Regions from separate parts of the Mus musculus genome. Here all the other regions are linked to region 2. Evidence: chromatin loops called from intact Hi-C (ENCODE). Cell type or tissue: left cerebral cortex. All regions are shown on one strand.

Region 1 (8,000 bases), 56 kb after region 2:
TTGGATTTCCTGGTGTACTGGCTAGTTTTGTGTCAACTTGACACAGCTGGAGTTATCACAGAGAAAGGAGCTTCAGTTGAGGAAATGTCTCCATGAGATCCAACTGTAAGGCATTTTCTCAATTAGCAATCAAGGGGGAAAGGCCCCTTGTGAGTGGGACCATCTCTGGCTGGTAGTCTTGGGTTCTATAAGAGAGCAGGTGAAGCAAGCCAGTAAAGAGCATCCCTCCATGGCTCTGCATCAGCTCCTGCTTCCTTACCTGCTTGAGTTCCAGTCCTGCATCCTTTGGTGATCAACAACAGTATGGAAGTGTAAGCCGAATAAACCCTTTCCTCCCCAACTTGCTTCTTGGTCATGATGTTTGTGCAGGAATAGAAACCCTGACTAAGACACCTGGTGATGAATTTCTCTCTTGTAGAGAAATGACTAGGATTGCAGGATGGCTCAGTGACTAAGAACATTTAATGTTCTTCCGGAAGAACTGATTTTGATTCCTATGAACTATGCCAGGTATCTCACAATCACCTGCAATTCCATCGTTAGGGAGATCCAAGATCTCTGACCTCTGAGGGCACACACACACACACACACACACACACACAGAGTTAAAAATAATAAAATTAAATATGTTTATTTTATTTTTAAATATTTAAGTTTGAAAATGTTTATTGAATCTCTACTTGACTAACTCAAGTCTAGGTTAGTTGATCACTATCACATAAGCACCAGTGGACTGGGTTGTTCAGCCCACCAGAAAAGAACATGTTATTAGGTACATTCTGAATGTGTTTGTGTTAATAGGGTCTGAATTTACAGACTGTGACATCCATTTGTTAACACAATACACACACTATTGATAGAACATTGAATACTTGGCAGTTTATAGAGTGAAATGTGGAAATTGTTCAAATGTGAAATCAAAGCAGAGAAGGCATTGAAGGATATAACAAGGTCACAGGACTTGATGGGGATTGTGTAACAACTGGCCACAACAGAGCAGAGCCAGGAGAACTACTGGTTTGGCTATCAGGTAGCAAACAGACGTGGTATAGTCAATGAGGAAAATAAACAAATATGTAGAAAACCAATTTGTTTAGCTTCTACTTCATGCTTTGGGATATTCACTTATACACAGATGAAATAGGAAACAATGTTGCCTTTTTTGAGGAGCTCCTGAGAAATCCACATGTTAGTCCCTGGGAGGATCAGCACCAACAGAGCAGTGGTCTGCCATTCTCAGCATCCTCAGCAATGTCAGGTCTCTGAGGAAACTTCATTCTAAATGTAGCATTAAAGTCAGATTCATGATGAAAGCTGAACTGCAAAGGATATCTGACGTCTTAGTTAGGGTTTTACTGTTATGAGTAGAGGCCCTGACCAAGGCAACTCGTATAAGAACAGCATTTAATTGGGTCTGGCCTACAGTAGTTCTGTCCATCATCAAGGCAGCATCCAGGCAGGCATGATACAGAAGGAGCTGAGAGTTCTACATTTTCATCTAAAGGCTACTAGCAGAATATTGGCTTCTAGGAAGCTAGGATGAGGGTCTTAAAGCCCATACCCACAGTGACACACCTACTACAACAAGGCCACACCTTCTAATCATGCTACTCCTGGGGCCAAGCATATACAAACCATCACATCTGGATCCATTCTCACTGGTGTTTTTAGTGAGAGAATTTGTTAAAATGTTTTGCATTTGCAAGTAATCATATTGAACTTATTTTTAAAATTATTTTTCAAACTTCTCATTAATTTACACTGATTTTCTTTTCTTTTTCTCCATTGCCATTTATTAGATAGAATTTTAAACATTAAAAATATAGTTTAAGTATAATACATTCAAATAATTATTACCCTAACCTTGCTTTTAAGTTTAATTTATCTATCCTTTATTCTGTATTTTTAGATCATAATATTAGTTCAGTAATGGTTTGTTAAAACTCCTTTACATATTGTACATAAGGTTTTTGGGTTCAATACCTAGTACTAAGTATGTGTGTGTGTGTGTGTGTGTGTGTATAGTCATTGGCCTAATGGAGTCTGTTGTGGTTTGGATAAAAATGGCCCCATAGGCCCATAAAAAGTGGGACTATTAGGAGGTGTGGCCTTGCTGAAGGTGTGTGTCACTGGGGGGCAGGGGGGAGGGCTTTGAGATTTCAGAAGCTCAAGCCAGGCACAATGGCGCTCTCTCTCTCTCTCGCTCTCTCTCTCTCTCTCTCTCTCTCTCTCTCTCTCTCTCTCTCTCTCTCTCTCTCACTCTTCTCTCACTGCCTGTGAATCCAGATGTAGAAATCTCACCTATCTCTCCAGTACTATGTCTGCAAGAATTCTGCCAATGCTCCCACTATGGTAAGGGACTAAATCTCTGAACTGTAAGCAAGCCTCAATTAAATGTTTTCTTTTACCAGAGGTGCCATGGTCGTGGTGCCTCTTTAGCAATAAAACTCTAAGATAGAGACATAGCTCATAACTATAAGAACAATCTACACAGCTTCCAGAGTGACACTGGTTGTTCTTTTGGGCTCGAAGCCTTGATAATGCTCAGGGGCTTATGAGACTCACAATACTTTGACTCTGACCTCTCACATCAGCCCCTCTGTTCAGCTTCTGTCTGACTCCTAAGGTGACATTGGATATGAGTATTTTTAGATGCTGACACCAGATAAATGTATATAAAAAATAAGTCTGGTTCTACTTTCAATTCCTGTTCAGGATAACAGCATATTTTTCATATGAATATGCTCTGTACCATATGGTGCTGTGCCTATTTGAAGCCTTTATATAGAATAAAGGCAAAGAGTCTTAGATTAAAATATTTATTGTGTTTTGTGGCTTACAGTTTCTAAGCATTACAGGGCATAAATTAGCTTTCTACATGTATGTCATAGAATGGACTATTAATAACTTAACTAAAACATGCATGTCATAGAATGAGCTATTAATAACTTAACTAAAAAAGGTAACTGAGTAAGAGCAGCCTTAGGCAAAATAAGATTAAGTCAGTTGTTGTGGATAACCCTGGGGCTAATTATATTTGATGTTAATTCTGTTCTCCTGTGAGTGGTTGTGAACAAGGAGTGAGTCAGCACTCTGGTGATTTCCTGTAACCTGCTTCCCACCTTAATTTGTAAAATAAAGGAGAGCTGATGATTGGGCAGATAAAAAGGAAGGTGGAGTAGAAGGTGGGAGGGAGAAGAAGAAGGAGAAAATGGAAGAGGGAGAGGACGCAGAGGAGCAGGAGGAAGGAGAAAAGCAGAGCAGAAGGACATGGCCTGGAAAAACTGCAAGTTCTAAGGGCTCTCATAGATGTGGAAGATGGTAGTGTAGCGGTAGATCTGCCCAATCTAGGCGAGCAGCAAATAATCATACTAACTGTTGTGTTTTCATTGCTGGGGCATATTTGGGAGGAGATTTACCGCAACAGTCGGTAGCATTTAAGTTTAATATGGGTAAAATCTGAGAGGTCTTGAAGTCAGAAGCTATTTTCGTGGATACGCAAAGAAGGCACACTGGGAAACAACATGGCTAACGAAGAATCAGGGAACATTTCCCCTAAAAGTGGTTCAAAAATTAGATTTTGGGGGATATTTGAGACAGAGTTTCTCTGAATAACTCTTGGTAACACAGAATTCACTATGCAGTTCTATGCAGTTCGGGCTGGCATGCACATGTTGCTATTCTCCTGCCTCTGCTTCTGAGTGCTAAGATTACGTATTTGCCATTATGCTTGCTAAGGATTAATATCTTTTTTAAAGACCAGGTTACACTGTATGGCTCTGGCTAGGTTGAATTGTGCCACTTCACCCAGCAAGAATTTGATCTCTTAAGTATAGTGTTCCACATTGTACACACCTTCATGAACTCAAGATGTAGCAATTGAAGTCCCTTTTATGTATTCACATATGTATGTAGTGTATGCATATGTTCTTATATGTGTGCACACATATACACAGACACCAGAAGTGGAAGTCTGATGCCTTCCACAGTCATTTCTCCAACACTATTTTTTCAAACACTGATCTCTCATGAAGCCTGGTACTTCCTGATTTGACTAAATTAGTTAGTCATGATCTCCAATCCTACCATCTAAACTAATATTCTCATGCTTGCATGGCAATCATTTTACCAACTGATAGAACAGCCCCAATAGAATACCATCTCCATAGCCCCATTTTATTTTCTGATACAAAGTCTCCTGTTTTCTAGGGTGGCCTTGAATTTAATATGTAGCTGAAGATGACTTCTAGTCTCTCTGACTCCATCCTCTGAGTGATAGGATTATGGTCATGTGTCACTAATCTGATGTATATGGCACTGAAAATTGAACCCAGGGTATCCTCCATGCTAGGCAAGGATTCTACCAAACTTAGCTACATCTCTAGCCTGATTAAGGTTCTTCTACATACCAGATATGCAGGTTCCTAGAGAAATAAGATAAAGAAATGATAGATGAATGCTTGACCTCAAGGAGCTTTCTTTTACAGTCTAGCAGGGAAGGAAGACTAATTTTTTTTTTCTTCTTCAAGACTGGGTTTCTCTGTATAGCCCTGGCTGTCCTGGAACTCACTTTATAGACCAGGCTGGCCTCGAACTCAGAAATCTGCCTGCCTCTGCCTTGAGATTAAAGGCGTGCTGGGATTAAAGGCGTGTACCACCACGCCCGGCTCAAAGACTAATTTTTAATCACTTTTAGCTGTAAAGTTATAAGTAGAAACTAGTACTGTTAAAGAGAAAGATCATTCTGTTGCTGTAATAAATTACCCTTACCAAGAGCAACTTAGAGGAAGGAAGGATTTATTCATCTAGCAAATCCCCCTCACAGATCATCACTGTGGAAAGTTACATCAGGAACTTAAAGGTGTGCCTGCTTGCTTTTCCACACAGTATTATCTCTAACCAAAGAACTTACTTGAGTCAAGAAGTACAGCAGAAGTCATGGAGGATGCTGCTGGCTAACTGGCTCTAGGATAGATTTATATCTTTTTTTAGTCAGCTAGCTTTTTATATGCTCAGAACCACCTGCCCAAGAAATAGTGTTACCCTCAGTGTGCTAGGTCCAATTATTATCCAAGACAATCCCTTCTAGACATGCCCACAGGCCAATATGATTTAGGCAAGGCCTCGGTTGAGGTTCTAGGCTCTGTCAAGTTAAAACTAACCAGGACAGAGATCTACTGTAAAATAAAGAACATGGGCTTTTTTTTTCTTAGCCCCTTCAGATTCACCTGGCATATTTCTTGACCTTCCCCTGTTCCTGTAGCTTTGGGCTGAGTTTGACTAAAGAGCTATTTACCAGGAGGAGAGGAGAGGGGAGGCAAAAAGGAACCAGGATCCTTCTTTCTTTCTGACCAAGAATTCCATTGATTTCTTTTCTTTGCTGAAGAGCACATCTCTTTGAGCTCCAGGAGCATGTTCTTACTCCTCCTATGTCAGGATGCTCCATTAAGGATCCTGGTGCTCACTTTAATGAATAAATATTTCCTCATTGAACTCACCCATGCCAGGGCCATCCTTTTCTGGCAGCTCTCTGATGTTGGCCTACACTAGAAGTGGTTAGGCTGCTGGTGGTAAAAGGAATATTTTCAGCAGAGGAAAGAGACTTTCATTTAGGAAAGTGTTTGAAGAAAGGGCATTTGGAATGTAGAAATGGAGAATGAAACAGAGGAAGAAGCTGACTACCTATCATAGGTCACAGGATAAGGTAAACCATCTCCCAATTTCTGTGTGCGTCTTCCTTTTGGGAAAAGGTGCTGCTCAGCATTTGAAACACCTCCTATGTTCAGGAAACCCCTCACTTTGAGTGTTGATTAAAGGTCAACTGTCCTCTTATTGTAGCTGTCCAGTGGGAAAATGGTGAGGTGTGGGCACCTGGCCTGGCCTTGGTCAACCCAGTGTTCCTGACCAATGTTTATGCCTCAGGCCAGAAGCACCCAGTAAGAAGCTTGTTTCTTGGTGGGTGTGTCAGTGGCTCCAGCAAAGGTTTCTAGGATGTTGGCATGATTGGTATCCATTCCCCCAGCCAGGCTCCAGACATTCTTTTATACAGTTTTGAATGGGCTAGAGTCACTTCTTTCATATTGGCAATCTCTTTTCTCTATTTCCTTTCTTTCTTTCTTTCTTTCTTTCTTTCTTTCTTTCTTTCTTTCTTTCTTTCTTTCTTTCTTTCTTTCTTTCTTTCTTTTCTATTTAAGTGTGTTAAGTGACTATGCATGTAAATGTATGTTCACTTCTTCTGTTATGTGGCTCTGTGGAATTTTGGCTGTCAGGTTATCAGCAACTGACTTTCAGGCTGGACCATCTCACTGGTCCTAGGACACCTCTTTTTTATTCCATATATTATTTTGCTGTTTAAATAATCTAGAATAACTACTATTGTTGGTAACTAAGAACTCACTATGGTAACCGGGAATATCCTCCTCTTTTTTTTTTTCATTTTTTTATTAGATGTTTGCTTCATTTACATTTCAAATGCTATTCTGAAAGTCCCCTATAACCTTCCCCCACCCTGCTCCCCTACCCACCCACTCCCACTTCTTGGCACTGGCGTTCCCCTGTACTGGGGCATATAAAGTTTGCAAGAACAAAGGGGCCTCTCTTCCCAATGATGGCCAAGTAAGCCATCTTCTGCTACATATGCAGCTAGAGACACGAGCTCAGGGGGTACTGGTTAGTTCATATTGTTGTTCCACCTATGGGGTTGCAGATCCCTTCTGCTCCATGGGTCCATTCTCTAGCTCCTCCATTGTGGGCCCTGTGTTCCATCCAATAGATGACAATGAGCATCCACTTCTGTATTAGCCAGACACTGGCATAGCCTCACAAGAGACAGCTATATCAGGGTCATGTCAGCAAAATCTTGCTGGCATATTCAATAGTGTCTGTGTTTGGTGGCTGATCATGGGATGGATCAACGGGGGTCGGGGGGGGGGGAGTCTCTGGATGGTCCATTCTTTCATCTCAGCTCCAAACTTTGTCTCTGTAACTCATTCCATGGGTATTTTGTTCCCCATTCTAAGGAGGAATGAAGTACCCATGCATTGGTCTTCCTTTTTCTTGATTTTTCTTGTGTTTTGCAAATTGTATCTTGGGTATTCTAAGTTTCTGGGCTAATATCCAATTATCAATGAGAGTGCATATCATGTGAGTTCTTTTGTGATTAGGTTACCTCACTCAGGATGATATCCTCCAGATCCATCCATTTGCCTAAGAATTTCATAAATTCTTTGTTTTTTATAGCTGAATAGTACTCCATTGTGTAAATGTACCACATTTTCTGTATCCATAGCTCTGTTGAGGAAAATATGGGTTCTTTCCAGCTTCTGGCTATTATAAATAAGGCTGCTATGAACACAGTGGAGCATGTGTCCCTATTACCAGTTGGAACATCTTCTGGGTATATGCCCAGGAGAGGAATTGCTGGATCTTCCTCTAGTACTATGTCTAATTTTCTGAGGAAACACCAGACTGATTTCCAGAGTGGTTGTACAAGCTTGCAAACCCACCAGCAATGGAGAACCATTCCTCTTTCTCCACATCCTCACCAGCATCTGCTGTCAGCTGAATTTTTGATCTTAGCCATTCTGACTGGTGTGAGGTGGAATCTCAGGGTTGTTTTGATTTGCATTTTCCTGATGATTAAGGATGTTGAACATTTTTTCAGTGCTTGTTAGCCATTCGGTATTCCTCAGTTGAGAATTCTGTGTTTAGCTCTGTACCCCATTTTTAATGGGGTTATATACCCAAACCACACAAAGATCCAATGAAGAAAGAGAACTTCACCAATTTCCCTTAAGAATATTGATGGAAAAATACTCAATAAAATCCTCGCAAACCGAATCCAAGAACACATCAAAACAATCATCCACCATGATCAAGTAGGTTTCATGCCAGGGATGCAGGGATGGTTTAATATATGGAGATCCATCAACGTAATTCACTATATAAACAAACTCAAAGACAAAAATCACATGATCATCTCGTTAGATGCTGAGAAAGCA
Region 2 (8,000 bases):
TAATGTGTAGTCCTAATGAGACAGTGACTAAGCAGATGCTATGTCAAGGATTTTTGCCTGGTCAAGGGCTAGGAAAGGAAGGACAAGGCATTAAGACAATTGAAAGGCCTAAGCCCCACTTTAACACTAGAGGTTTGGGGTATTTTTCCATAAAAATACTATCTTGCCTGTATCCCATGCTGATAAAATTCAATGGCTTAATAATATTCCTGTGTGGGTTGATCAGTGGCCTTATCTAATGAAAAAATAGAAGGTGCCTCTTTGCTTGTGCAGGAGCAACTAGAGGTAGGGCATCTAAGACAATCTCAATCACCATGGAATACTCCAATATTTGTTATCAAGAAAAAAATCTGGTAAATGGAGATTGCTACAAGATCTAAGAAAGGTCAATGAAACCATGGTACCTATGGGAGCTATACAACCTGGACTTCCATCTCCAGTAGCTATTCCTAAAGGATATTATAAAATAGTAGTAGATTTGAAAGATTGTTTCTTTACTATTCCTTTGCATCCCCAGGATTGTGAAAGATTTGCTTTTAGTGTTCCTTCTATTAATTTTAAGGAACCCAGGAAAAGATATCAATGGACAATTCTTCCTCAGGGCGTGGTTAATAGTCCTACCTTATACCAAAAGTTTGTGGCACAAGCCATTCAGCCTATAAGCCTATAAGCCATTCAGCAATGGCCAATGATATACATCATACATTACAGATGGTATCTTGTTAGATCCTCAGGACTTGCTTTTATGTTATAGAGGTTTACAACAGGCATTAGCTGATAAAGGACTACAAATAGCATCAGAAAAGGTACAAACCCAGGATCCTTATAATTATTAAAGCTTTAAACTTACAGATCAAGCTGTTTATCCCCAGAAGATAATCATCTGCAGGGACTGTTTAACAACTTTAAATGATTTTCAAAAACTGTTAGGTAATTATCAATTGGCTTTGCCACTATTTAATGCTTGCTACAGGAGAAGTGAAACCCTTAGTTGATATTATTAAAGGGAGTCCTGATCCTACCTCCCCTAGATCTTTAACTTCAGAAGGATTGCCTGCCTTGTAACAAGCAGAAAGAACTGTTGAGAGACCATTTGTTACTTATATAGATTATTCTTTGCCTTTACATCTGTTGATTTTTAATATGACTCATACACCTACAGGATTTTTGTGGCAAAAGGCTCCTCTTATGCGGATACATTCAAGGATATCTCCTAAACGTAATATCCTGCCATATTATGAGGCAGTAGCCCATATGATTATACTTGGAAGGATGCAATCACTGATTTATTTTGGCAAAGAAGCAGACGTCATTATACATCCTTTTAATGTAGATCAAAATACTTGGCTAAAGCTGCATAGTATGGATTGGTTCCTTGCTCAAATAGGATCTAAAGAACTATAGATAATCATTACCCTCAAATAGGTTGATAAAATTTTAAATGTACATAATGTCCTAATGTGACATCTTTACAGCTTCTGCATAATGTTTTTTTTTTTTATTTTTACTGACGACTCCTCTAAAGGACGAGCTGGATATTTCATAAATAATCAACAGGTAGTCATAGAGACTCCTGGGCTCTCAGCTCAGCTAGCAGAACTGACAGCAGTACTGAATGTTTTTCAGTCTGTAAATGATACTTTTAATCTTTTTACTGCTAGTCTATATGTGGCCCAGTCTGTTACTCTATTGGAAACTTGTGGTACATTTAATTTCAACACACTAGCAAGATCTCTGTTTTCTCAACTACAAAATACCATTCTTACCCCCCCCCCAATAAGTTTTATATCGGTCATATCCGAGCTCATTCTGGTCATCCTGGACCTTTAGCTGCAGGCAATGATGGCACTGACAGAGCTTTAATAGGAGATGTCTTAGATTCAGATCCTGTTGCATTGGCTAGACGTGATCATAATAAATTTAATCTTTCTAGTCATACCTTAAGGCTCTGACATAAGATCACTAAGGAGCAGGCTCGAATGATTGAAAAACAATGCCCTAACTGCCTTACATTATCTCCAGTTCCTCATTTAGGGGCTAATCCACGAGGCCTTATGCCCAATCATATTTGGCAAATGGATGTAAGTCATTATGCAGAATTTGGAAAATTGAAATATATACGTGTCTGTATTGACGCTTGTTCAGGATTCTTTTTTGCTTCTCTATATACTGGAGAAGTCTCTAGAAATGTAATTGATCATTGTTTACAAGCCTTTAATGCTATGGGATTACCTAAAGTCGTTAAGACAGATAATGGGCCAGCTGATACTGGAAACAACTTTACATCATTTTGTAAGGAATTTGGTATCGAACACAAAACTGGATTTTTTTTTATAACCTAATGAGACAAGGAATTGTTGAGCGTGTGTATTACACTCTGAAAAATTGGCTTTTTAAAAAACAAAACTTCTCCACTCTTACCAGAGAAGTAAGTGATTTCTATCAATTCTCAAAGCCACCTCCCATACACCTGGTGGCCAGACTTTGTGTCTGATCTTTGCTAACTAGCAGCTGAATTGAATACCTGGGACATTTCTGCAGACAACTTTAATCTTGTTGCTTTTAACCTTTGACTTTTTATCTTAAGCAGATTGGTTGCCTTTACACAGTATCACCCTCAGCAAGCTCAGTTATTCACCATGGCAGTTATTCATACCTATGAAGAAATGCATTGAGTGCATATTCATATGCCCTTCATGGCTTTGGTCTGAATGGGGAAAATGTGTGCTTTTGAAGGCTGGTGGGCAACTGGCATTCTTGAGCTCCTGTCGACCTAAGACAGAGACAAGTGCCAAACAAACACCAACAAGCTTCGCTTGTTCTACTAGACCGGTAAGGAGGAGTAATATAGACCCAGACCTAAGCAGACACGGCCGCCTAGTCACCATATTTCCTAGGTGGGATCATAGAGTACAAGTAAATTTTGTGTCCCCTTTCCACTCATCTTTCAAAAAATAAAAAAAGGGGAATTGTGCTCTTCCCCCAGCCCTGAGAAGGCTAATCAGACCCAGTTTTCCGTGGCCACTGGACAGCTACATTTCTTAACCATCCCTAAAAGCGTGTAACTTGTGTTTTTATCATCCTTAACAGTTTGTAATATCAGTTTTTAAGAGGACTAGACCTTTATATTGTATCTTTAAGAACTGTGGCATGCGCACCGAGTACCAGCCACCCTCTCAAGTTGCTCCCAGGGTGTGCTCTGTGGGCGCCGGAGGCTGAGCAAGGGCGAAGCTCCAAGGATCTGGGTGCTGGTGGCCGCCCCGGGCGAGGAGGGGTCCATCGCTGACATGAGAACGAGCGAGCGCTGAGCAGTGGCTCGCACAGACCGGAGATGGAGGAGGCTCCTGGCTGGCGGACAGCGCGGGCGACAGCAGCTGAAGACCTGTCCGGACTCCGTGCGCTAAGGGGCCACGAGGCTCGCTCCAGCGGTCCAACTCGGGCTCACCTCTGTCAGCCCTCGTAGTCGGGCGTCAGCAGCTTGTGCGGCCCGCACGCCACCGCCCCCCCCCCACCCTCCCCTCCGCCAGCCCCGAGAGGCGGCTGCCTGGCGCGGGGACACGGCAGCGAGGCGCTGTCCCGTAAAGAGCAGCTTGCGGAGCGTGAGGGCGGCGCGGCCTGGGCCCGGGGTGCTGGGGCGCAGGCCCGCCGTGCCTGTCCCAGCCGCTGCGGGAGGGGCCGAGCGCCCGGGTCGCCGAGAAGTCGCCGTCGCCACTCGCACCAGTTGTGGACGGCTTCACCTGATCGGTGCGCAAGGCACAGAGGCAGAAGCGTTCTCAGGGCTCGTCGCAGTTCCACAGCCAGGGCAGCCAGGGCAGCCAGGCAGAGCTGCACCCCCTGCCCCAGCTCAAAGATGCCACTTCAAATGAACAGCAAGAGCTTTTCTGCCAGAAGCTACAACAGTGCTGTGTACTGTTTGATTTCATGGACTCTGTTTCAGACTTGAAGAGCAAAGAAATTAAAAGAGCACCACTGAATGAACTGGTTGAGTATGTTTCAACTAATCGTGGTGTAATTGTTGAATCAGCGTATTCTGATATAGTAAAACTGATCAGTGCTAACATCTTCTGGACACGTCCTTCAAGTGATAATCCAGATTTTGACCCGGAAGAGGATTATTCTGCCTGTTGAATATGAACAGTTGAAAAATATTAAAATCATGTTATACAAACAAACAAACATCTTCCATTCAAATTTTGAAGCCTAGAATTTAACAAGGATAAAACTATAAAATTTGAATCTTGTAAAAACTGCTAACTTGTAAACTTTTAAAGATAACTTAAGATGTGCACATCAGTCACATTACAAATAATCAAATTCTTTAATGTGTTCAGAACTATGGTTATAATCATGCTAAATACAAATACAATTCATTTACAGAAACAAAGCTTGGTAGAAGAGACCAATTTATATCTACCTTTATATAGACTTCTGTATATGTTGTCAACTAAAAACAAGTAAATAATGACCCTCAAACACCTCAGAGATCTGAGAATATAGCATTTAAAAGGTTTAATAAGCAAAGCTTTAAATAAACAAATGGCAGAACTTAGCAGCATCCCCAAGATCGTATCCAATTGTGGAAATGCTAACCACTGGGCAAGGAACTGGCCCTATGCCTCAAGTACTACCACGACCTTGCACAAAATGTGGACAAGTATTAATCCTGAGATTCACAAGAGAAAAACCAGTTCCATGACTTTGAGCCAAATATGAAGCAAGCATTAATTACTGACCAGGATGGACTCTGGTTAGGTCTACTCTCTGGGACTCCCAGCAAGTGGTGATGAGGCATGTCCTGTAGGGTCTTTTTAAAGACAACAACACACAGCCACAGTATTTCTTATGGGACACCGTTATTTTCCAAAAACTACAATTCCCAGCATCCCAGGAAGTTACCTGGCTTTTGGGTAGATGGGGCTTACAGATTAACGTTGGCTCTTACATTCTTCCCTTGAGTTGTAAATGTTGTCAAATGTTTGACTCTGTATTGGGTACTTGTGTATAGTGGGATCTTATAACCATCAGCTTAATGCTACCCACATAGGAATTATCATCTATCAGTAATGTGAGGCTCAACAGTAATTAGCAGAAGCAGATGGGCCAAAGGCCCTGTGATAACTGACATTAGCGTTACTATTTAGAAGGAGCCTGGAAATGAACAGAGTAATAGTCATTTTGCTTTTTAATCTCAGGTCCTCTTTTTGTAATATTTCTCTGAGTACAACCAGATTATAATCCTGAATGGTTTGTATAGAAATAATAGTTTTCTCTTAAAGCCATATAATATGTCTTTGTTCTGCATAAAGCAGACCAAGTGCCCTATTATATTGTAGAACTATTTTAGTTTGTGAGTCTGTATATTGATAAATCTTGGCCCATTTTTGTGGTATGCCATTTTGTTCCCTATGCCAGGGAGTTTCCTTCTGACCTAGCATTTCAGCTTGTTAGGGGACAAGGAATGATGTGTTCCCTTCTGTAACTATTTCTAGTATATCATTGTCAGTGCCCAGGAAAGCTGAAAAGATAGGCGAAGGCTAGGGAATGGGCCAAACATCTGGCGAGTGGATCCAGCCGAAGAGAAAGTGTAGAGAGCTCTTGAGGCCTCTTCAGGAATTTGGCAAGACTATTTACATTGGACTAGGGCATGGCTAAAAATTACTACAGCTAAAGAATATATTCTTTGTGTCCTGATCATTTTGGTAAGTCCCTGAATAGAGTAATCATTGGACCTTTGTTTATGCCTTGGTTTTTCCTTGACTATTTTGCTTTTGACCTAGAACTGACCCTACTCTTTGCATGTACCTAGAATAGCATAAAGCAGACTGAAAAAAAAAATCAGCCTCAGCACTTGCTGGGTCTTGATATGATGTTGTCTAATTCTCTCTCTCTCTCTCTCTCTCTCTCTCTCTCTCTTTCTTTCTTTAATCCTCCATCCCTCCCTTGGGACCCCGTTTACTGACTGAGCTGGCTTGGTCAGATGGTGTCTTCCATGTTGGGGCTGGAGTATAAGGGGTATAGTGAAGGACATTGCAGGGAAAGAAAGCCAGTGCAAAGGAAAACTTGGGCCAGCAGTGAGTAAACCCTGTAAAAATGGGACAGGGTAATGGTAGAATGCGTTTTGTATATGTGGTTAGAGGTATGCTAAAATCTAGGGAAGCGAAAATAGTTCTCATAGATGCCTTTAGTCTCTAGACCCTGATTAGAGATAGTTTAGAGCCTTGCCATGAGAGGGAGAATGGGTTTCAGAAAAGCAGCCCTCACCTGTGTCTGGGGATGGTTTGGTGAAAGAGAAGAAAAATGAACGTAAGCTGTTCCAGAGCTCTCCTGGGGTTAGGAGGAGGTCAGGAGACATCCTGCTTCCTCTCTGGTTCCCAGAGGGGTAATGCCTAGTTCTGGTTCTGGGTCCCTTTGGTGGAACATCTAGTTCTCTTCCTCTTGGTCTATTGTTTGTCCTTAGTGCATCACTCTGTCCATGTCTGTCAGTTTAAGTCTGTGGTTTTGTTTCATTGCTTGACTGTTGCTCTGTGTTTCATATCTGCTGGCTGTTCACCCCTTGATATAGTTTTTAACTCATTTCAAGGATTTTTTTTTTCTTTTTTTTGGTGTTGTTAAAAAAAAAAAAAAGACACTCTGAATTGGCACAACAAAAACTGGTTAAGTTGACCTGCACCTGTAGCTAGGAGTCTACTGTAAAAGCTGCTCTTAAAGGGACCAGCAGCTTCTTGGCTTCTTTGGTCAGGAAGCTGATGGCTGTTTCTCCTACAAAAATCTCTGTGACTGTGATTATTGGGTTCAGCTGGTGACAAGGTGCTCCTCCCTTGATATTACTGATAGAAAAAGGTAAGAAAATTTTGTCTGTGTAGTCTAAATAAGTAAATGTGTGTAGCCACTTTATGTTTGTTTCTGACTGGTCTTAAATGTATAAATATGTTACTGACTTACAAGTTATTGGGTATGGTATAAACTTTGTAACAGTGGTAACAGAAAGTTGGCTTAGAACTGGTAACTCAGGGTTGGAGTCTTTCTGGACAACAACACATGGCATGACCAACCCAGGGAAACAGGTCTCTAAAGGTATCTCTAAATTGGGATAATATTTTATGTAATTCTTGTCCTAGAAGCCAGACTAATAGAAGATAGGATTTGAAACAATGTTTCTTTAATGAGCTTTAAAAGCTGCACCATCATGCATTCATATATAATAACTAGCAGTCAAACTCTGTAACATGAAAATAATGCACTTGGTATTGATTTTAGAGAGACTGGATTGTTTACACAGTTAAAAATCGGTTTTGCTTTCCAAAATTATGGTTATGCTCTGATATTGCAAAAGAAACTTTTAAGAATATATATATATATATATATGTATATATATATATATGTGTGTGTGTGTGTGTGTGAGAGAGAGAGAGAGAGAGAGAGAGAGAGAGAGAGAGAGAGAGAGAAACAAACATGCAGTGGCCACATTCATATATCCAAAACAGACAGGAAAAATGGTCCATACCTTCTGCAATGTTGCAATTCAGGAAGGGGAGGTCCAGTTCTCCACAGTCACAATGGTGCTGTAGCAGGGCCCTAGGTTTTTCAAAGCTTCCCACTGGCCTCAAGCATTGAATTCTTATCAGTCTTGTGGTTCATATATCCAGATACCCCAAGCCAGAAAAACAGGTAAAGCAATAAGAAACAGAGTAAAAACTAGAATGGAAAACATAGAGCCAAACAACAGAAAATATGAGACAGCAACATTTAACAACTGCAGCCCTCTGCTTTACTAGTTCACCAGTCTGATCAAGAGAAAAATTTTTATAGCTTTCTTGTAAAACCAACTAGAGGCTGGGGCTCTCTGAGTTCTTGGTTCTGAGATCCATTCTGGGTCCTTCTAAACCCTAGGCTTTGCTCCCAGTGTCAGGAATTCCTGAGCTCTATTGTGTAACTTAGGCATTGGAATCCTGTCAACAGGCACCATGGGGTCCTCTGGGGCCCAAAGCAGGTCAGAAAAG
Region 3 (8,000 bases), 67 kb after region 2:
ATTTAATTTTGGTATCTGGTATCTGTCTAGAAATTTGTCCATTTCATCCAGGTTTTCCAGTTTTGTTGAGTGTAGCCTTTTTTAGTAGGATCTGATGATGTTTTGGATTTCCTCAGGTTCAGTTGTTATGTCTCCCTTAGAACCTTCTTATGTGATAAAACTTTACTATATACAGGATAGACAACAATAAAGATTTTGGAGATATGTATGGGTGCGTGTATACACATATATATACATACACCTACATACACACATATATGAATATATATATATATATATATATATATGAATTATATTATTAACTTACTATTGGCAATAAAGAAGGCCAGATGCCTCCTCCCCTTGATGCTTGTGGCCCTATAAGCAGACCCCTGTCCCCATGGAAACAGGCATTTGAACTATGATGGTAATTTTCATATCTGTTTAAATTTCACATTTTTTATTATGAAATAATGTGAAATCATTGTATATTTTCAGTACAAGAAGTTGATAAAAGTTGTCCTAGGTCAAAGAGATAATCAAGAATAAAATTAGAATTTATTTCTACCTTGCCTTCTACATTTCCTTCTTTAGAACACCTTTGCTTAACACCATTTATAGGAAAAATGTAACTTAAGTGTCCGTGGTTAAATTTAGCAGATAATAAGCAAAGAAGAGACTGAGGGAATATATTTAAGGGAAAAGCCTGCTTAGCATCAACTGTTATCCACTAGGAGATAAATGGGTTCTACACACATTCCTAGAGCTCTCACAAACAAGCCACCACTCAAGGGATAGCCAGAACCTTCTGAAAAATTTTCTAGGTATTTCAACTTTGAATTTATATCTGGAAGTGGTTTAGTTTTTCTTCCCAGGTCTGATCTCAAGTAGACACATGATCCAGTTGATCCAATCAGCCTTTTCCCTTTCTAAAAATGAAGAGATAAGAATAAAGAAAGTCAGTGTAGACAAGCATTATTTGAAGATAGCCATTGCTTTCCTCTTTTTAGGACGGAAAAGTGACAATTGTTCTGCAGAAAGAAAAGTACAGACTGAGTCCAAATAGAATTTCTCAGGTTCTCACAACTTCTCAGTCTTAGTCTTCTTCTAGAGGCTACTTGAAGTTCTTAACTTCAGTAATATAAGATGGTTGCTTGCTCTGACCTGCAGGAATAATCAGCGGGGACCTAGGGCAAGGGGGAGAGAGAGTGGGAGGGACAAGAAACACAAAGAATGAGAGCAAGACTATTATTCTGATCAAGTGCTGAAAAACTTTGTTCTGGGATGGCAATATAAGAAAGAGGAGGCTTCAAGGGAGTGGGGAAGAGTCCCAGGGCTCTCCAAAGGTCAGGTGGCAGTCTTCAGTTCTTGGGACCAACGGTCACAGTATCCTCTCTATTCATAAATATTCTTTCTGTTATGACCACAAATGTTTTCTCAGGGCTATTTATGTAAACTGGAAAATTTCCACAAGGCCATGGCTCCCGGCATCTCCTCCATTTTAATTATTTTCACTAAGGTCCTAAGGAACTGGGGTGATCAATAGTCATCTCATTCTTGGATGAGTAAGCATTAACCAGTGGGGGCGGGGGGAAGCATCCCTGATTCCTCCTGTGGGTAACATTGAGATCCACAGTCATGGATCATGGTATCTTTTGGGGAGGGGAGGCAGAGACTTAGAAAAATCCTTAGGATAAGGTTGAAAAATACCAACCTCCTTGCAAACCAGGTTTGTCTCATGGGAAATTCAGAGACGGTCTGTGTGAAACTTTCCCCTGTGGTGCTTGTCCTCGAAGTCCACGCTGGTGCCCATGCTGGATTCATTCAGGTCTGAATCCTATGCAGCTCCTGAAGGAACATTATCAACCCCAGGTTCCACAAGGCCTCTATTAGCCAAATCAAGTCTATAATAATGAATTTGCAAAGATCTTGATGCCATGGAATCAATCAGCTGTTTTATAAAACCAGTAATTCTGTTAAAAATGAAAGTTACTACTAATAAAATGCTTATTAAAGGTTCAAGTAGGAGCATCAAGAGTGTGAACATGGAGGACTTCCACCAATTATCAGAAGCAGCTGAAAACTGTTTTTGTTTTTTTTTTTCTTTTTTCTGGAGCTCTAAATTAAGTTTATGTAACTGTTGGATTCAAGTTTCCACTATGCCTGACTCATTCAGAAAGGGACAGGTGCCATGTTTCTCAGTGATCAGCAAATCAAGTGCTTGATTCAGTAAGGCATCTTGGGCAAGGGAAGTTAATTGTCTCTGTAAAGAAGCTAATGACTCAATGGAGGCTTCTACTGCCAACACAAATTGTTGGGCTAACTTTGCGGTGGTGAGAAGAGAATGGGTTAAATCTCCTCCAGTCAAACTGGCAGCCACATCAGAGGTTACTAAGGAGACACTGGCCACTACAGGGAAGAAAACAGCTCACTATTTCAGTGGGAGTTAGCAAGGTCAACTGAGGAACTAGGGACACAGGAAGGCACAGCAATTCTTTATCTATGTTTTGGAAAGAATTTTAGTAAGGGTACCATTACACCAAAAAACCCACAAGAAACAAAACAACTACAACAATAAAAAACAAACAATTTTCTGAGGAACCACCCGACTGATTTCCAGAGTGGTTGTACAAGCCGGGGCCTAGCAAACACAGAAGTGGATGCTCACAGTCAGCTATTGGATGGATCACAGGGCTCCCAATGGAGGAGCTAGAGAAAGTACCCAAGGAGCTAAAGGGATCTGCAACCCTATAGGTGGAACAACATTATGAACTAACCAGTACCCCGGAGCTCTTGACTCTAGCTGCATATGTATCAAAAGATGGCCTAGTCGGCCATCACTGGAAAGAGAGGCCCATTGGACACGCAAACTGTATATGCCCCAGTACAGGGGAACGCCAGGGCCAAAAAAATGGGAAGGGGTGGGTAGGGAAGTGGGGGGGGGTATGGGGGACTTTTGGGATAGCATTGGAAATGTAATTGAGGAAAATATGTAATAAAAAATATTTTTTAAAAAATCAATCAAACAAACAACCCCCCAAACCCCAAAACAAACAAACAAACAAACAAAAAACAAACAGACAAAAACCCTTCAGAGGCAATCAGATCCTGACTAGGTGAGCTAGTTTGATTGCCCAAATTATCATTGGGACTAGTATAGCAGAATTTAAATTGCTGTTGTTCAGGGATCAAGAATAAGGATACTTCAAAAATTTGGGAAAAGGTCTTAGGACTGGCACCAGACATATTAAAAGGGATGGGATAAGGTACAGCTGTCAATAGAGGGCATCCTAATGCAGCACAAAGGAAGCAGGCTGAGACATTTCCTAATCCAGTAATATTGGTAAGTATCAGGCCCTCTCTATCAGAGAGAGCCAGGAAAAAGGGTGATTTGTGAACAACGTGGAAAGCTGTGTATTCAGCTCCTTTTCTTTATTCTGTATCTATTGCTATTCTAAGAAGCTAATAATTTTTTTTCTTGCAAAACTAGGGCAGAAGTGCTTGTAGCTGCGCCTCCCACAAAAGCATATGGAGACATTAGTTCTAAATCTTTAGTAATTAGTTTCTTTATACATAGTGAAAGTTCCTCCAGCAGGCATATCCATCAACTTAGTGTTGTTTACCACAACTTCTAGGCCTTCCCATACTGTTGGATGTAAAAAAAGGGTTGATCAGGGATGTAAGCCCAAAACAGCTTCTCTGTCATCATTATCAGGGCACTCCTCTACAAACTCACGATCAGCATCATTCTTTGTCCCAGCATCAGTATGTCTCATTAACCACTCTAGCAGCTAGCGTGCTCCTTCAGCATCCTGCAGAAAAAAAAAAAACACACACACAAACATGCCCTCTTCACCACACTCAGAGAGTTCCTTGGCATTGAAATTTAAAAAATTTTTGTAGTGTACAGGGATATGATTCTCTATTTTTTTTCAAAAGCCAATTCTTCAGAGTGCAATGCCCATGTTCAAGAATTCCTTGTCCCAATGTTCAACATCCTTAATCATCAGGGAAATGCAAATCAAAACAACCCTGAGATTCCACTTCACTCCAGTCAGAATGGCTAAGATAAAAAATTCAGGTGACAGCAGATGCTGTTGAGGATGTGGAGAAAGAGGAACACTCCTCCATTGTTGCTGGGATTGCAAGCTTGTACAACCACTCTGGAAATCAGTCTGGCGGTTCCTCAGAAAATTGGACATAGTACTACCGGAGGATCCCGCAATACCTCTCCTGGGCATATATCCAGAAGATGTCCCAACCGGTAAGAAGGACACATGCTCCACTATGTTCATAGCAGCCTTATTTATAATAGCCAGAAGCTAGAAAGAACCCAGATGCCCCTCAACAGAGGAATGAATATAGAAAATGTGGTACATCTACACAATGGAGTACTACTCAGCTATTAAAAAGAATGAATTTATGAAATTCCTAGGCAAATGGATGGACCTGGAGGGCATCATCCTGAGTGAGGTAACTCAATCACGAAAGAACTCGCACAATATGTACTCACTGATAAGTGGATATTAGCCCAGAAACTTAGGATAGCCAAGATATAAGATACAATTTGCTAAATGCATCAAATTCAAGAAGAACGAAGACCAAAGTGTGGACACTATGCCCCTCCTTAGAAGTGGGAACAAGACACCCATGGAAGGAGTTACAGAGACAAAATTTGGAGCTGTGACGAAAGGATGGACCATCTAGTGATTGCCATATGCAGGGATCCATCCCATAATCAGCTTCCAAACGCTGACACCATTGCATACATTAGCAAGATTTTGCTGAAAGGACCCAGATATAGCTGTCTCTTGTGAGACTATGCCGGGGCCTAGCAAACACAGAAGTGGATGATCACAGTCATCTATTGGATGGGTCACACGGCCCCCAATGAAGGAGCTAGAGAAAGTACCCAAGGAGCTAAAGGGAACTGCAACCTTATATGTGGAACAACAATATGAACTAAGCAGTACCCCGGAGCTCTTGACTCTAGCTGCATATGTATCAAAAGATGGCCTATTCGGCCATCACTGCAAAGAGAGGCCCATTGGACTTGCAAACTTTATATGCCCCAGTACAGGGGAACGCCAGGGCCAAAAAGGGGGAGTGGGTGGGTAGGGGATTGGGGGGGTAGGTATGGGGAACTTTTTGGATAGCATTGAAAATGTAAACGAGGAAAATACCTAATTAAAAAAGGGGGGGGGGAGAATTCCTTGTCCCATGGATTATAAGGAATTTCAGTTTTATTTTCAATTCCAAATTCCTTACAAAATTGTATAAATTTGTTTCCAGTATAAGCAGGCCCATTATCTGTCTTGATGATTTTAGGCAATCCCATAAAAGCCTGTAAACAATGATCAATTACATTTCTAGAAGCTTCTCCTGTATGTAGAGAAGCAAAAATGCATCCTGAACAAGTGTTAATACAGACATGTATATATTTCAAAATTCCAAATTCTGAATAATGAGATATATCCATTTGCCAAATATTATTGGGCATAAGGCCTCATAGATTAACCCCTAAACAAGGAACTGGAGACAATGTAAGACAGTCAGAACATTGTTTTACAATCATTCTAGCTTACTCCTTAGCGATCTGATGTTGGAGCCTTAAGGTGTGACTAGAGAGATGAAATTCATTATGATCACATTTAGCCAAAACAATAGGACCTGAAACTAAAGCTTCTCCTATTAAAACTCTGTCAATACAATCACTGCCTGCAGCTAAAGGTCCAGGAAGATCAGAATGAGCTCTTATATAACCAATATAAAAAGGATTTTTTTTTCTAGCAAGAGTGGCGTTTTGTGCCAAACCACCTCCAGTAGGATCTGTGTGACAAGTTCTACAGACTGGGGCAATTGACCTCAAAAGGTCCTGTAGGTATATGAGTAGTATTAAAAATCACAAATGTAAAGGCAAATAATAATCTATATAAGTAACATTGTTTTTTAGTAGCTCTTTCTACTTGTTGTAAGGCTAACAACCCTTCTGAAGTTAAAACTCGAGGAGAGGTAGGATCAGTACTCCCCCTAAGAATGTCAAATAAGGGTTTTAATTCTCCTCTAGTAAGCTTTAAATAAGAACAAAGCAAAGTAATATCAGCTAACAGCTTTTGAAAAATCATTTAAACTTTATAAGTTGTCCCTGCGAATAATTATTTTTAGCTTGATCTGTAAATCTAAAACCTAAATAATTATAAGAATCTTGAGTTTGCACTTTTTCTGGAGTTATTTGTAATCCTTTATCATCTAATGCCTGTTGTAAATTTCTATAACATAGAAGTCCTGAGGAGCTTTACCTGCTAATTAGATATCATCCATGTAAAGTATAATATATATTATTGGCTATTTCTGTCTTATAGGCTCAATGGCTTGTGCCACAAAATTTTGACATAATGTAGGACTGTTAGCCATGCCTTGAGAAAGAACTATCCATTGATACCTTTTTATTGGCTCTTTAAAATTAATAGAAAGAACACTGAAAACAAATCTTTCACAATCCCAAGGATGCAAACAAATAGTAAAGAAACAATCTTTCAAATCTACTACTATTTTATAATATCCTTTATGAATGTCTTCACTTGCTTGATTTTTTTCTTCATTACAATTATGGATGAGTTAAAATCTTGAGCTTGTGATTGAATTGTAAACTGAGCTAATGGAACATTGGCAGTTTAACTATATTTTTAAGTTTCCTTTGCAATATTAGAGCATGCCCATGATTTTGAAAAAGAAAACTCAGTTTTAAACAACCCATTCTCTTTAAAAATTAATACCGTGAGCATTATTTTCACGTTACAAAGTTTGGCTGCCAGCTATTATATATGAATGCATGACAGTGCAGCTTTTAATACATCATTAAAGAGATATTGTTTTAAATCCTATCCTTTATACATCTAGTTTCTAGAATAAGAATTACACAAAATATTATCCCAATTTAGAAGTATCTTGAGAGATCTGTTTTCCTGGGTTGGTTCATATCAAGTTTTGTTTCAATGATTCCAACCCTGAGTTAGCAATTTTAAGCTGACTTTCTGTTACCAATGTTATAAGCAAAAAGCCATTTGCTCCTTTAAGAGCTGTTTGTGTATATAAAACCAGCTTCTATCAGGGATTTTCCAGCTGTGCTTGACTCCCAGCTACAGTGCAGTGTAACTTATCAGTTTCTGCTGAGCAAATTGGGACTTCCTTTTAAACAAGTTAAACTAAATCAAAGAATGGACAGCCATCAGATAAAGTTTTAACCATTTTTTTTTCACATGAAACTCAAACAACAAAACAAAAACAAATATAAATTGACAGACATATGGACAGATTGGTGCACCAAGGATAGACAATAGAAAGAGAACTTGATGTCTCAAAGGGACCCAGATATCCTAACCAGAACTAAGAATATCTCCATAGGAGTCAGAAAATAAGCAGAATGTCTCCCAATTTCCTCCTGTTCCTAGGAGAGCTCTGAAATAGCTTATATCTATTTGCCTTCTCTTTTGATAAAACATCCCGGACTGGGGACAACTCTATTTCTGAAATCTATTCTCCCCCTTCCCCCTCCCCTTCCCCTCCCCCTCCCCCTCTCTCTGATGTTCAAATCTAACTCTTTCTCTCCTTCTTCCAGGAATTCTGCCAGAGAAGGGAGAGGAGGCACAGTAGTAGCTACTGATAGTTGCTCCCCAGGGCCCTGCTTTTCTAGCTTCTCCCAATTCCTCCTCAACTTGTCTAATTCTTTCATTTATATATGTATCATTCCTACTTCTAGGAATTAAGGACAACATAAATGCACTTGAGCTAAGAATTTTTCTAACATCTGTTTTTTCTTTGTTGTTTGTTTTTTACTCTTTTTATTTTATTTTATTCTATTTTAAACCCTACTCCTCTCACCTGGAGTATAACCTCTTGGCTGTGAACAAATTTTCTTAAGCTGTCTTGAGGGATTCCTTGAGATCCTTTAAAAATAATTCATGTTTCCTTAATGCTTGTCCCATAGTCTGGCCACTCTTCTTACTTTTCTCAGATCAATC

The links. A loop is a pair of places that touch in the nucleus more often than their neighbours do. Peaks named below come from ENCODE experiments on the same cell type or tissue, not always from the same donor. Only the 100,000 strongest peaks of a DNase experiment are listed, where the experiment ranks them.
Region 1: it touches region 2 in a loop (4-fold over the local background); 4 of 42 quality-filtered maps call a loop at or near these places.
Region 3: it touches region 2 in a loop (2.1-fold over the local background); 6 of 42 quality-filtered maps call a loop at or near these places.

The regions. Positions count from the first base shown.
Region 1 is chr11:30,694,372-30,702,371 of GRCm38, reverse strand. No RefSeq gene overlaps it. Among named protein-coding and RNA genes, the nearest start is that of Acyp2, 49 kb to the right of the region's middle. In left cerebral cortex, no CTCF peak of the experiment used is centred here; DNase peaks (open chromatin) are centred at 2,549, 2,677 and 3,129; H3K27ac peaks cover 1,224 bases.
Region 2 is chr11:30,750,685-30,758,684 of GRCm38, reverse strand. No RefSeq gene overlaps it. Among named protein-coding and RNA genes, the nearest start is that of Psme4, 17 kb to the left of the region's middle. In left cerebral cortex, no CTCF peak of the experiment used is centred here; DNase peaks (open chromatin) are centred at 3,310 and 3,702; H3K4me3 peaks cover 1,042 bases; H3K27ac peaks cover 536 bases.
Region 3 is chr11:30,683,868-30,691,867 of GRCm38, reverse strand. No RefSeq gene overlaps it. Among named protein-coding and RNA genes, the nearest start is that of Acyp2, 38 kb to the right of the region's middle. In left cerebral cortex, a CTCF peak has its summit at 3,258; no DNase peak of the experiment used is centred here.